4 separate regions of the Homo sapiens genome follow, and regions 1, 3 and 4 are each linked to region 2. A link is a contact called in ENCODE Hi-C or POLR2A ChIA-PET data. All regions are on one chromosome and are shown on one strand. Each heading gives the region's core, a stretch centred on a gene start or an enhancer-like site at or near the end of the contact. The rest is flanking DNA. Distances are from core to core; before and after follow the strand shown.

Region 1 (2,728 bases), core at 1-2,500, 2.5 Mb before region 2:
GCGGGCGGATCACGACGTCAGGAGATCGAAACCATCCTAGCTAACACGGTGAAACCCCATCTCTACTAAAAATACAAAAAATTAGCCGGGCGTGGTGGCAGGCGCCTGTAGTCCCAGCTACTCGGGAGGCTGAGGCAGGAGAATGGCGTGAACCTGGGAGGCGGAGCTTGCAGTGAGCCGAGATCGTGCCACTGCACTCCAGCCTGGGCGACAGAGCAAGACTCCGTCTCACAAAAAAAAAAAAATAAAAAATAGGGCTCTTTTTCTTTCTTTCCTATGTCAGTTTCCTATTTGTTTCCTTCCTGACATCTACCACACCATGCAATTGGGATTCATATATATATGAATTTGACTTAAATCTCATTAGGTATAGTAAATGGCATCTGTCATTTAAACTTGCATTTGATCACTAGTGAAGATTAAGCATTTTCCCAAGTAATTGTTAGTTCTTAGCATGATCTATTTTCTATATTTTGGCCAAACAAATGTTCATTTAAAGTCACTTTGTTTTAAGGATGACAGCAGGGCTGGACAGCCAAAACCCTACCCTCTCCATTTATTTTGGAGGAATTTATTTTCCCAAGGTCCTGGCAGAGATAGTGACTCACCGTGACTATCTCTGCAAAAATCATTCCAAAACCCACACCAATTCAGAGAAAAGTGCTTCATTTCGATAACATCGACTTGTGAAAACGAGCAAGAAAGTTGCATTTGAGTGGTACCAGGTTTCACCATTATGCAGTTATCGAGCAATTATTAATGGCCAACCCAATTATACGCTACAAGGAAATGACGGTCACAGGGAAGCTCAAAGCCCCGAAGCGAGGGAAGCCCTGCTCCTCACCGGCCCCTCCGCCTTTTCCAGGGCGCTCTCCGTCCCGAGGCAGGAGATGGCCTGGTTGACCCTTCGAGACAAGGCGGCAAAACCGGTGCTGGGCTTGCGGGGCAGGGAATCAAGGTTCCTCCGGTTGCTGTACCGTCCCGCCCGGCCCCTCTCCCGGGCACCGGAGAGATGACGGCTCTCTCGCGAGAGCGCGAGCAAGACCCGGCTCCGGGCGGCGGCGGGATGTTAGCCCAGCGCTGTAGACCGCGCCCCCTCTGGCGCAGCTGGGAGAGGCGCGGCGGAGGCACTGCCGGGAGCGGCCGGCGGCGCGCACGCGCAGGTGAGCGGGGCGGGCTCGGGAGCGCGCGGGCACAAGGGCGAGGGGCGGGGCCTGCGTCGCGCTGCGGGCACGTCGCCGCGCGTCTTCAGTATTTAATGTCTCTGTGTTCCACCCGCCTGGGCTAGCACGTGGGGGAGCTGCGGAAGCGCGGCGCTGCGGGCCGGGCCGCGGGGCACAGCCGGGGGCCGGCGGCGGCGCGCGGACTCCGCATCCCGCACCCCGATGGTAGCCGAGGAGCTGGTAGGTCGGGGGCAGCTGCGCCGGGGACCCCCTGCCGGAGACCCGAAGGCGGCGGGGTCGGGGCGATGGGGAGCCTGAGGTGCAGGTGCAGGGTGCGACGCGCCCTCCAGGTACCCCGGGGGCGGGACGCTCCGGACGCAGAGGTGTCCTGGGGGCTCTCGGCCGCCGCGCGCTGTCAGGCAGGCCCATCTTTCCCTCCCTCGTCTGCGCCCCCTCTCGTCCTTCCCCGCCGGTTGTCTGCCCGCGGGCTCCTGACAGATCGCGTGTGCGCGGCTCTGGGCGGCGCTCTGCGGCCGCGCCGTCCTCCCCACGCGCGTCACTGTCCTCGGGGGCGGGGGGCGAGGGCGCGACGCCCGGGTCGCCTCTCTGCACCTCAACTTAACCGGAGCGTGCACACCCGCCTGCGAGGCTGACCCGAGCGCGTCCCACCCAAGGTCGCCCAGCCCCGCGGGCGTTTACTTTTCAAAGGTCGTGTGTACACAGTCTGAGCCGGAGCTGCCCCTTCACTTCTGGAGCCTCGCCCAACTTCTCACCCTCGGCTCGCCCGCCGGCGCAGCCCCTGGGAGTTCCGTGCGGCGAGCCAGGGGAACTGGGAAGATGGGCCGGGACATCGGCCGGTTGTGATCCAACCGTGTTTCGGGCTGAGGGACCGTTCGAACCGAATTGGGGTCTGGAGGTCGGAGGCTCAGGGGCGTCTCGGGGGGAATTTGCATTCGTAGCCCCTGCAGGCGTGTCCGGAGGGGTGGAGGCCGTCCAGCCTGGGGTGTCTGCCGACCTCACGCCCGGGGGCCCCGACGGTCACGTGTCCGGCCCCGCCTGCGGCCCAGGGCCCGGGGTCTGCGATCTGGAGGGACCGCGCCAGTTTTGGGGTTACGATGTGCTAGGAGAGGCAGTGGCTGGATGCCTCGAACGCGGGCTTTCTGGCGTTCAACTCTTTTGTGCCCTAGCTGAAGGTCTTCCTGTTTCCCTTCCAGGGAGGGATAGGAGAAGAAAGGTGCTGATCGTGGTAGGCGGTGCTGTGGCGACTCGGAACGGCATGGGAGCCCTGGGCGTTTCGGGATCTTCCTCTCCTGGGGGATGTCCTGGGTGGCGGCGCCTTCCTGCCGCCGTTAACACAAACCCGGTGGACTTCGCTCCAGGTGCGAGTCGAGGCCTCTCAAGCTGGGTAGGGTGTATGCGCAGGGCAATTAGTGAGGTTAACCTGGGTATCTTTCCCCTACTGTAGTGCGCGTTACTTCGTGTTTAGATTTGTCTCCAGTGAAATCTAGGCTGCTGGACCTGGTGCAACAGTATCTGTTAGTTACTGATCAAGGAACACCGTTCAC
Region 2 (2,739 bases), core at 20-2,519:
ACCCCTGCCTCCTAGGTTCAAGCGATTCTCCTGCCTCAGCCTCCCGAGTAGCTGGGATTATAGGCGCGTGCTACCACACCCGGCTAATTTTTTTTATTTTTTTATTTTTAATAGAGACGGGGTTTCACCATATTGGCCAGGCCGGTCTCGAACTCCTGATCTCAAGTGATTCATCTGTCCTGGCCCCCCAAGGTGCTGGCATTACAGGCATGAGCCACCATGCATGGCCATGACTTCACTTCAAATGAGCACAGAAAAATCTGGGGGCCCAACAACCTTATGGTACATCTTTTGAAGCCTGGTCAGACAAGAGGGTCTTTAGGTGATGGTGAAGTGACAGTTTTGAGTTGTCTTCTTTGGTAGTAAGTGTTGGCTAATTCTAACAGCAGGAACAATTGAGGAGTCCAACAAACAATCTTGTTCACATTGCAATGATTTTGTTACAGTTGACACTAATTTAAAAATTGGCAGGCTCTAGACCAGAAAGACCTGCCCCCAAAGTACCTTTTCTGAAAAAGTTGCCCTGCCTCAGATGCTGTGTATCTGTTGAACTTTTCAGCTACTGTGGTTTCCAAGGAATGCACCTCTATCAAAAATGAGCTTAATTCCTAAGGAAGTCAATTATTATTCCTCCATTCCAGCAAAGTCAACAAATATTGACAGCCCACCTTGAATCACTGTGCTGGGCCCTGGATGTAGCAGTGTTTTAATATTTCGACTCTTGTGGGGGGGGGCTTTACAATCTAGCTGGGCAGAAGAGGAAACATGCAAATAAATTAAAATGCAGGGTCCTATGAGGGAAATGAACAGCCTTGGTGACCTAAGTTTTGATAATAACATAACTAAAAGTTCGGCTCCACAACTCAGTAGCTGTGTGCCTTGGACAGGTCATATCAGATTAGGAAAGGTGAGAATGAGTTGAGGAACGCAGCACTCTGGGATCATGGTTCCAGCTCCGGGCAGAGGGTTACATCGTGTCAAGTGTGTGAAGGCAGAATAGCCTGCAGAGACCACTGTGGCGTTGAAAAGAGGTGTCGTCGCGACCTTCGGCGCCGGAGAGGCGAAACAAGAGGGGGTCTTCGGGCCCTCAGGTATGGCTCAGCCGCCCAAGGCGAAGCGCACGTGGCAGTTGGCGGGAAATCCCTGGGGGGTGGAGCCTCGGCTCGAGGTCCGGCCGCCCCGTACCACGTCATCGAGCAGCTCCCCCTCCCCTTGCTACAAGTCGCACGCGCGGAAGTAAACACCTCTACGTCATCAGGGCGCGTCCTCGTCTTTCCCCTCCCATCTCCTCAGATCGGTGGACGTGCTCGCCTCCACTCGGGGCCAGGTCTATGTCCCGGTTTCCCGCAGTCGCGGGCAGGGCGCCAAGGCGGCAGGAGGAGGGTGAGCGGTCAAGAGACCTCCAGGAAGAGCGGCTCTCGGCTGTTTGCATCGCCGATAGAGGTGCGGTCCGCGGGACGGTACGGAAGCCAGCGGGAGTTACGGCGTGGGGGTTTTGGTGGGGGGATGAAAGTACGCCTTTGGCAGGCTGAGAAGAGTAGTGAGGAAGCCGTGGCGTTCTCCTGGCTTTCCAAGCCCGAGGCGAACTTTGCGTCCAATGAGCACTTTGCCTTAGAGGGGGGCGGTCCCAGATTCAAGTTAGGCGAAAACCTTACTGGGGGGCGAAAAAGTGAACCCCAACGCCCGAAATGCATTCTGTTCTTAAACAGGCTCATAGACCCTTTGTTCTCTACCCATTCATCCCCCCCACCCTTCGTCGGGCCGCCAGCCTGCCTTTGGGTACAGTATGAAGGGAGCCAGTTTCCAGGAGCCAGTTTCCATGGTTACCCACCACTTGGCCTTCTGGGATATCAGTCGCTCTGAACAGGGACCTAACTTGAACCATGAATCAGAAGCAAACACAGGTGGCTTCTAATCCAGCTGAGAATTTTCTGCTGTGTTCCAGTTTTTGGTCTATTGTTAAATAAAATTGAGTTTTGTGCTTCTGTGTAAGTATGCATGTGTATACGTTGCCTTGAGCTATACTTGCTTTGAAAAGTACTTTGAGTTATGCGTGAACAAATGCTCAAGTTGCTGGATTTCACCAAAAAGTTGTTCTGGGCTCATTAACCCTCACTTACAAATTGCGCTCATTAACGCTCACTTACATGAGCGATTTAACTGAGAAGTCATGGATGATCCCGTCCAGCCCTAAAATTCTATTGCCTTTCTGGTTTTAGTCATGAGAAATTGAGTCAGAGATATCTTTACAAGTCTTTTAATTGACTTGTTTTTCTGTTATTACAGAAGAGAAAGGATGCACGTCCCAGGAGGGAGGAACTACTCCAACTTTTCCTATTCAGAAACAAAGAAAAAAGATTATTCAAGCTGTGAGGGACAATTCATTCCTTATTGTTACTGGAAATACAGGAAGTGGTAAAACAACTCAACTCCCAAAATATCTATATGAAGCAGGTGATTTTTTTCTGTTGTAATAATTGGAAATATTTTAAAAATATCCTCTTTTTAAAGGCCAGTAGGACTTCTGTACTCCATGATTGCCCAGTATTTGCTTTATAGTCCCGCTTCTCTTGGCACACCCCCTTCCCCTATGTCTCCTTTGCTTCTTTATGGTCTATTTCAGGTTCAAGAATTAGTTGGGATGGCAAATTTTCCCATTTTTAATTACCATAATAATCTCAAATAGAATTACATCTAGATATTCCATTTTATAGAATAAAGTTGTCTAGCAGTAGACTA
Region 3 (2,700 bases), core at 83-2,582, 2.7 Mb before region 2:
TCTTCTACAGTTAATACAAATATACGCACATACACATGCATATATATGCACACATAATAATATATACATACACACATACACGTATATATACATCTATATGTGTATTCTTAATGAATGTTATGTCTTCTCTAATCGTTTGGAAGATATTATCAAGTATTTCTTTGCAGTTTTCCTATGATCTCTGCGTTTCTTTTCTGTTCCTTTGGTCCCTTGCTTCGGTGTGTGTTTTCTTTCCATCTTTTATGCTAGAGGAAGTCCGCAAGCAACAAGTGGTCCTCGGCTCCCACTCCTATGTATGTATGTAGTAGGAAGGAAGCCGCTGAGTGCAGCTGTGCGCGCCGGGGCGGTGCCTGTGCCTCTCTGGATTCCGTGTTTCTTCGGGGGTGCTGAGCAGCGGTGCTTCCGCGTCCGCGTTCTCCGGGTAGCTGATGTGCTGCAGGCTGCAGCCCGCGTGGTCGCGGCTCAGGTCCGTGTTGGGCTGGTAGGACTCCAGCGGGGAGCGAGCATTCCTCCGGAACCTGGGGCTGGACGACAGCAGCAGGAGGCGTGCTCCCATCTCCGGTAGTCCCCGGCTCCCGCTGCTCCCCTTTCTCCCCGGCCTCGGGCGCTGGCGGGCGCGGGCGAGGGGGTAGCGCAGGGGAGGCCCGCCCGCCACGGCAGGGGGCGGAAACCGCGGCCGGGCTCGGGGTCAGCGGCGACGAGCGGGCGGCTGCCCCGCTCGCCCTCGGCCTCCGCGCCCGCCCGCCGCTCCGCAGCGGAGGAGCCCTCAGGTTTGCGTTACTGCGGCCGCCACACCTACCTCAGCCCGCCGCGGCCAGGTCGGGCGGTGCCGCGCAGGCCGCCTCCCCCCCTCGCTTCCCAGTCGGCTTACGCATCCCCGGCGGCGGCGGCGCCGGCATCGGCTAGAGGTTCGGCTCAAGTCGGGGGCACTCGTGTCTGCGCCGAGCGGCGGGCGTGAGCGCGGCCCCTGGGCCCCGCGCGGCGCGGTGCTGCGAGGAGGATCCTCGTGGCCTTGCCCCGCCGGCGGCTTTCCAGAATTTTCTACGATTACGAAGTTTTGGCATTCAACCCTCCATCCTCTCAAACGCCCCACTGTTACTCCGCCCCCTTCCCCTAGGCCCCGCCCCCAGCCGCAGTGCCCTGCCTCTTCCATCCGTCTCCAGCCTCCTCCACGGCCCCGCCCCCTCAGGCCGGTCCGTCTCCCCTCCCACCTCACACCTCCGCCCCGCCCGTCAGCCCTGGCTCCGCCCAGCCACGGGGCTCGCCGCCACAGGCCCCGCCTCCAGCTCGCGGCCCCGCGCGCCGGATCGGCGTGCGTGCGGCTGGAGCCTTAAGCGTTTCCCCCGCCCGGCTTCATCCCTGCTGGCGGCCCAGCGTCGTTCTCCTCCTGCGCGAGGCGGCCAAGGCCTGCTGGCCCGGAGCCGCGCCTCCACCCGCGCGAGGTAGGGCTTCGAGGACCGGCGCGGCGCAGGTCTCCGGAGGCCTCCCGAGAGGGGCTAGGGTCGCCGGGCCGCGCGTGGGAGCGGGTGGGGCCCGGGAGGAGACGGCGCCCCGGAGGGGAGTGCGAGGCCTGGGCCGACGGTTACGGGCGCCGACCGGCGTTGCCTGGCCTGAACGCCCGGCCTTTCGGTGGAGGGCAGCTTGCCCCTGTATGTTGCGCCCTTCCGTGGGTCAGACCGGCGGCAAGGTGAGGCGGCGGCGGCAGCAGCAGCCGCCTTGGGCTCCTGGACGCGCTCCCGAGGTGGGGCGGGTTGGGGAGTGGGGATTGGAGCGTGATGGCTGGACGTCGCCTTCTCGGCGCGGCAGGTCCCGGGAGACGGGGGGACGAGGCGCAGTCCCGCCCTCGGGAGAGCGGAGCCACCTTCACTGAGGGCGCCCGGTTTGGCCCCGGAAAGGCAGGAAGGGGGCGGGGAAGGGATGGCGAGCTCGGGGTGCACCGCCTGTTTCTTTTCTGGTTAGGTATCGTCCTTGGAGAAGATGGAAGCGGAGAGGCGGCCGGCGCCGGGCTCGCCCTCCGAGGGCCTGTTTGCGGACGGGCACCTGATCTTGTGGACGCTGTGCTCGGTCCTGCTGCCGGTGTTCATCACCTTCTGGTGTAGCCTCCAGCGGTCGCGCCGGCAGCTGCACCGCAGGGACATCTTCCGCAAGAGCAAGCACGGGTGGCGCGACACGGACCTGTTCAGCCAGCCCACCTACTGCTGCGTGTGCGCGCAGCACATTCTGCAGGGCGCCTTCTGCGACTGCTGCGGGCTCCGCGTGGACGAGGGCTGCCTCAGGAAGGCCGACAAGCGCTTCCAGTGCAAGGAGATTATGCTCAAGAATGACACCAAGGTCCTGGACGCCATGCCCCACCACTGGATCCGGGGCAACGTGCCCCTGTGCAGTTACTGTATGGTTTGCAAGCAGCAGTGTGGCTGTCAACCCAAGCTTTGCGATTACAGGTATGGTCTTCGTGGACACTCACTGTCCCAGAATGCGCCGTGGGAATCAGGATTTCATAGAGTGGTGTAGAGGCCTGCTTTAATCTCTGCTGATGACCTAAACTCATTTTGAGGAAACAAGCTAATAAATAAACATCCCTGAGTTTGTGCAAGCGTGGCAGCTTTGCAGTAGTCATTTGCTGAGACGATGCATCCAGCCTCCACTCCTCAGCCAGCCTGCCCTTTTGGGTAATAAAACTTGGCTCCTAACGTTAATACA
Region 4 (2,700 bases), core at 138-2,637, 2.3 Mb after region 2:
TCTTTGACTCAGGTATGTTATCTTTGACATATCTTTTTACTTCTCTAGTCTAAGATCCTTACCTGTGATAACCCCTAATTTAATTTAAAGGCTGTTATAAGAAAGAGAATGCCTTGGCACATAGTAGGCACTCAAAAATGTTATTTGAAGATCAGTAGAGTATTATAGAAACAGGATGGGCTTTGGAGTAAGGCAATCCTAAGTTTGAATTCCACTGTGTGAATCACTTAACTTCTCAGAGCTTGTTTCTCCATATATGGAATTGAAATACTACTACTTACCTGACAGGGTTTTTATGAAAATTAGCCAGGGCAGAATGTACCTAACCCAGGATCTGATACAGATGAGGATCACTTTAATCCTCACCTCTTCTAAACCACTTTTCTTAACCTAGGATCCACGGATGTAATTCAGAGACAATGACCTCTTGAAATTGCAAGCATAAGTTTCTGTACATGATTGCATTTTTCTGAAGAAAAAGTCCATAGATTTCTCTTCCCGTAAATATATCTCAAGGAAATCAAAATAGCGGGGGAAATTACATGCACTGTTATTAAATAAGGAATTATTTGCAGTCGTGGGAAAAAATTGTAAATTCAACCTGGGGACGAAGAGATGGTTAAAATAGCAATTCAATAGATTATGAAGCCAATAATAACATTCACCACTGCTTGTGTGCTCCAAAAGAAGAACCATTATTCTAGGGTATTTTCCAGCTCTAACATTTTGCGATTCTATCTGTAAAGCTCTGAGAATGAGGTATGGTGGAATCTAACCTCTTAATATGAATCAACAACTCAACGCTGGCCTAGTTACTCAGATATAATCTAGAAATCAGCCCGTCCTGTACCCCGGCTGTGGCAACAATAGTGTCAAAATGGGGTAGCTTCCCCCAAACATTGCATAAAGGATAAACACACCCCTCTGCCTCCCGCCAAGAATTAACGCAGCGCCCGGGCTAAGAACAGGCCTGCGCTCAAAGGAGGTAAGGATAGGCTCCCTCCTCAGGTTTTCTGCCCCGTATCTCCCTCCTCCCCCAGCCAGTTGAGATCCCCGAGACCCTGGTGATCCAGTCACCACCCATGGGCCCGCAGGCTGTGCAGAAGAACTCAAGCCCTTTCCGTGGACTTCCCTCCGACTTGCCTGTCTGGAGGGAAACCGAAGCAACGCTCTGAGCTCCGATTCACTGAAGAAAAGGAAAGGAAACCGACTTCTGAGAGCAAATAAAGCGGAGCCCTGGAAGAGAAGAAAGGGCACGAGCCCTTCCTCCTCCCTCTTCCTGGGGGTGCTGCTACTTCCCCGGCCTTGTGTGCAGGACTGGGGCCGCCGTTACCTTTCCTCGACCCACCAGACCCCTCAACCACACAACCCGAGACGAATTCCCGCCTCCCGCCCCCTCGACTCCCAGCGCCCAATAGCCCAGCGAGCTCGACCAATCACCCGCCAAGGCCAGGAATCAACCAGTCCCGGTGCGAGGTGAGGGGGCGAGAACTTCGGCATCCAATGGAAGTCTCCGAAAAAAAAAAAAAAAAACAAGGGCTCAAGGTACGCGGCGGAAGGTTGTCGCCACTCCAGCAAATCCCTAGTGTTTGTTTAAAGTAGAAAGTCGTCTCAGTTTGACTTTTGAAACCGGCGATAGAGTCTATGCAGCAAATTCCTTGGAAACTGGAAGTCTCATTCTTCACGTCCGTAGACCAGCGGAAAGGAAGTATCTTTAAGCTTTGCCAAGTTCTTTGAGCATTTATCAGTGCCACTCAATTTAAATTACCCAGCTTTGCAGTAGCCAGGATAGCGAAGACTCAGGCGGGAATTGCCAGACTGCTGAGCCAAACTTAAGTAAGAAGGCTCTGTGACATCGGGCTACAATCTATCTTTCATAATATTCAAGGCTTTCCCGGATGCTAAAATAAGCCAGAGACAAGCTCTCAGGGTCTCCAGTATCAGATCACTTCTACTTCCATTAAGGCTTATCCGCCTTCCATCCCTCCTAAGACCAGTTTATTATTTGCCAGTAGTACTTTAATTTACTCAAAGAAAAGGAGGTTCATCATGATCTTGCCAAATCATGTTATTTTTTTAAAAAATCTGTATAACCTAAACTTGGCTCAAATAATAATGTCTCCAAAAGGCAAAACCTCATACTGTTTCTCAAATTCAAGTAACTAGTTTGGGGAAGGAGTTTGCTGGGAAGAAAGAGCAGGAGGGGGCTAGTTGATTTGTTTGCCTCATTGTCAATTGTGATATATCTTACCAAAAATGACAAAACTTGTAGTCATAAAAATAAACTCTACCCTTTGACCTAGTAATCTGAGCTCCAGATATTTATCCTAAAGACGTAATCTAAACGAAAGAAAATGTGATACCGCAATTGACAATAATATCTATTGGTAATACTGAAAAAAATTATGAACTTCCCAGTCTAGTAATATGGAGGTGGTTATGACAGATGAATTCAATACATTATGAAGCCAATAAACTTATAAAAATTAAACTTGCAAGAAAAAATCCCATATAAGGTTAAGTGAAAAAAGGCAAAGCAAACCCCAAACTGGGTGTTAGGGATTCAGTAATGTGAAAATACATATGAATGAGCAAAGATGAAGTAATTTACTGTTAAGACAATGAAAGGAAGGATAATGTTTAAAAATAAATCCTTAAAAATACCTTCAAATTGTCATTTCTCTTTTATAATTTTTAAAA

What was found. A loop is a pair of places that touch in the nucleus more often than their neighbours do. ChIA-PET counts read pairs that join two places held with the same protein, here RNA polymerase II (POLR2A). Pooled maps may share reads with other maps.
Region 1: a loop to region 2 is called in a map of CD8-positive, alpha-beta T cell, with 6 times the contacts of the local background. The contact joins the promoter of AKAP1 here to the promoter of DHX40 in region 2. A Hi-C loop is called at or near these places in 2 of 168 maps with a recorded cell type or tissue (CD8-positive, alpha-beta T cell and naive thymus-derived CD4-positive, alpha-beta T cell) and 6 of 50 pooled maps.
Region 3: a loop to region 2 is called in a map of B cell, with 18 times the contacts of the local background. The contact joins the promoter of DGKE here to the promoter of DHX40 in region 2. A Hi-C loop is called at or near these places in 2 of 168 maps with a recorded cell type or tissue (B cell and ascending aorta) and 4 of 50 pooled maps. POLR2A ChIA-PET finds 5 or more read pairs at or near these places in 1 of 52 experiments (T-cell).
Region 4: a pooled map shows a loop between it and region 2 (5-fold over the local background). The contact joins the promoter of BRIP1 here to the promoter of DHX40 in region 2. A Hi-C loop is called at or near these places in 5 of 50 pooled maps. POLR2A ChIA-PET finds 5 or more read pairs at or near these places in 2 of 52 experiments (A673 and B cell).

What each region holds. Positions count from the first base shown.
Region 1 is chr17:57,083,996-57,086,723 of GRCh38, forward strand. AKAP1 (A-kinase anchoring protein 1) reads left to right here and starts at 1,251. Exons shown (of 11, transcript NM_003488.4): 1 at 1,251-1,403. AKAP1-DT (AKAP1 divergent transcript) reads right to left here and starts at 1,043. Exons shown (of 3, transcript NR_186437.1): 1 at 845-1,043. RefSeq lists enhancers at 708-787, 1,827-2,329 and silencers at 1,008-1,587, 1,628-1,927, 2,208-2,297.
Region 2 is chr17:59,564,341-59,567,079 of GRCh38, forward strand. It overlaps DHX40 (DEAH-box helicase 40), which reads left to right and starts at 1,270. Exons shown (of 18, transcript NM_024612.5): 1 at 1,270-1,443; 2 at 2,287-2,454. The coding sequence starts at 1,332. RefSeq lists enhancers at 951-1,493, 1,109-1,368 and a silencer at 1,779-1,908.
Region 3 is chr17:56,832,819-56,835,518 of GRCh38, forward strand. It overlaps DGKE (diacylglycerol kinase epsilon), which reads left to right and starts at 1,333. Exons shown (of 12, transcript NM_003647.3): 1 at 1,333-1,442; 2 at 1,960-2,441. The coding sequence starts at 1,978. C17orf67 (chromosome 17 open reading frame 67) reads right to left here and starts at 1,102. Exons shown (of 8, transcript NM_001085430.4): 1 at 800-1,102; 2 at 80-524. RefSeq lists silencers at 330-624, 598-1,667 and enhancers at 992-1,589, 2,058-2,457, 2,189-2,700.
Region 4 is chr17:61,862,141-61,864,840 of GRCh38, forward strand. It overlaps BRIP1 (BRCA1 interacting DNA helicase 1), which reads right to left and starts at 1,388. Exons shown (of 20, transcript NM_032043.3): 1 at 1,144-1,388.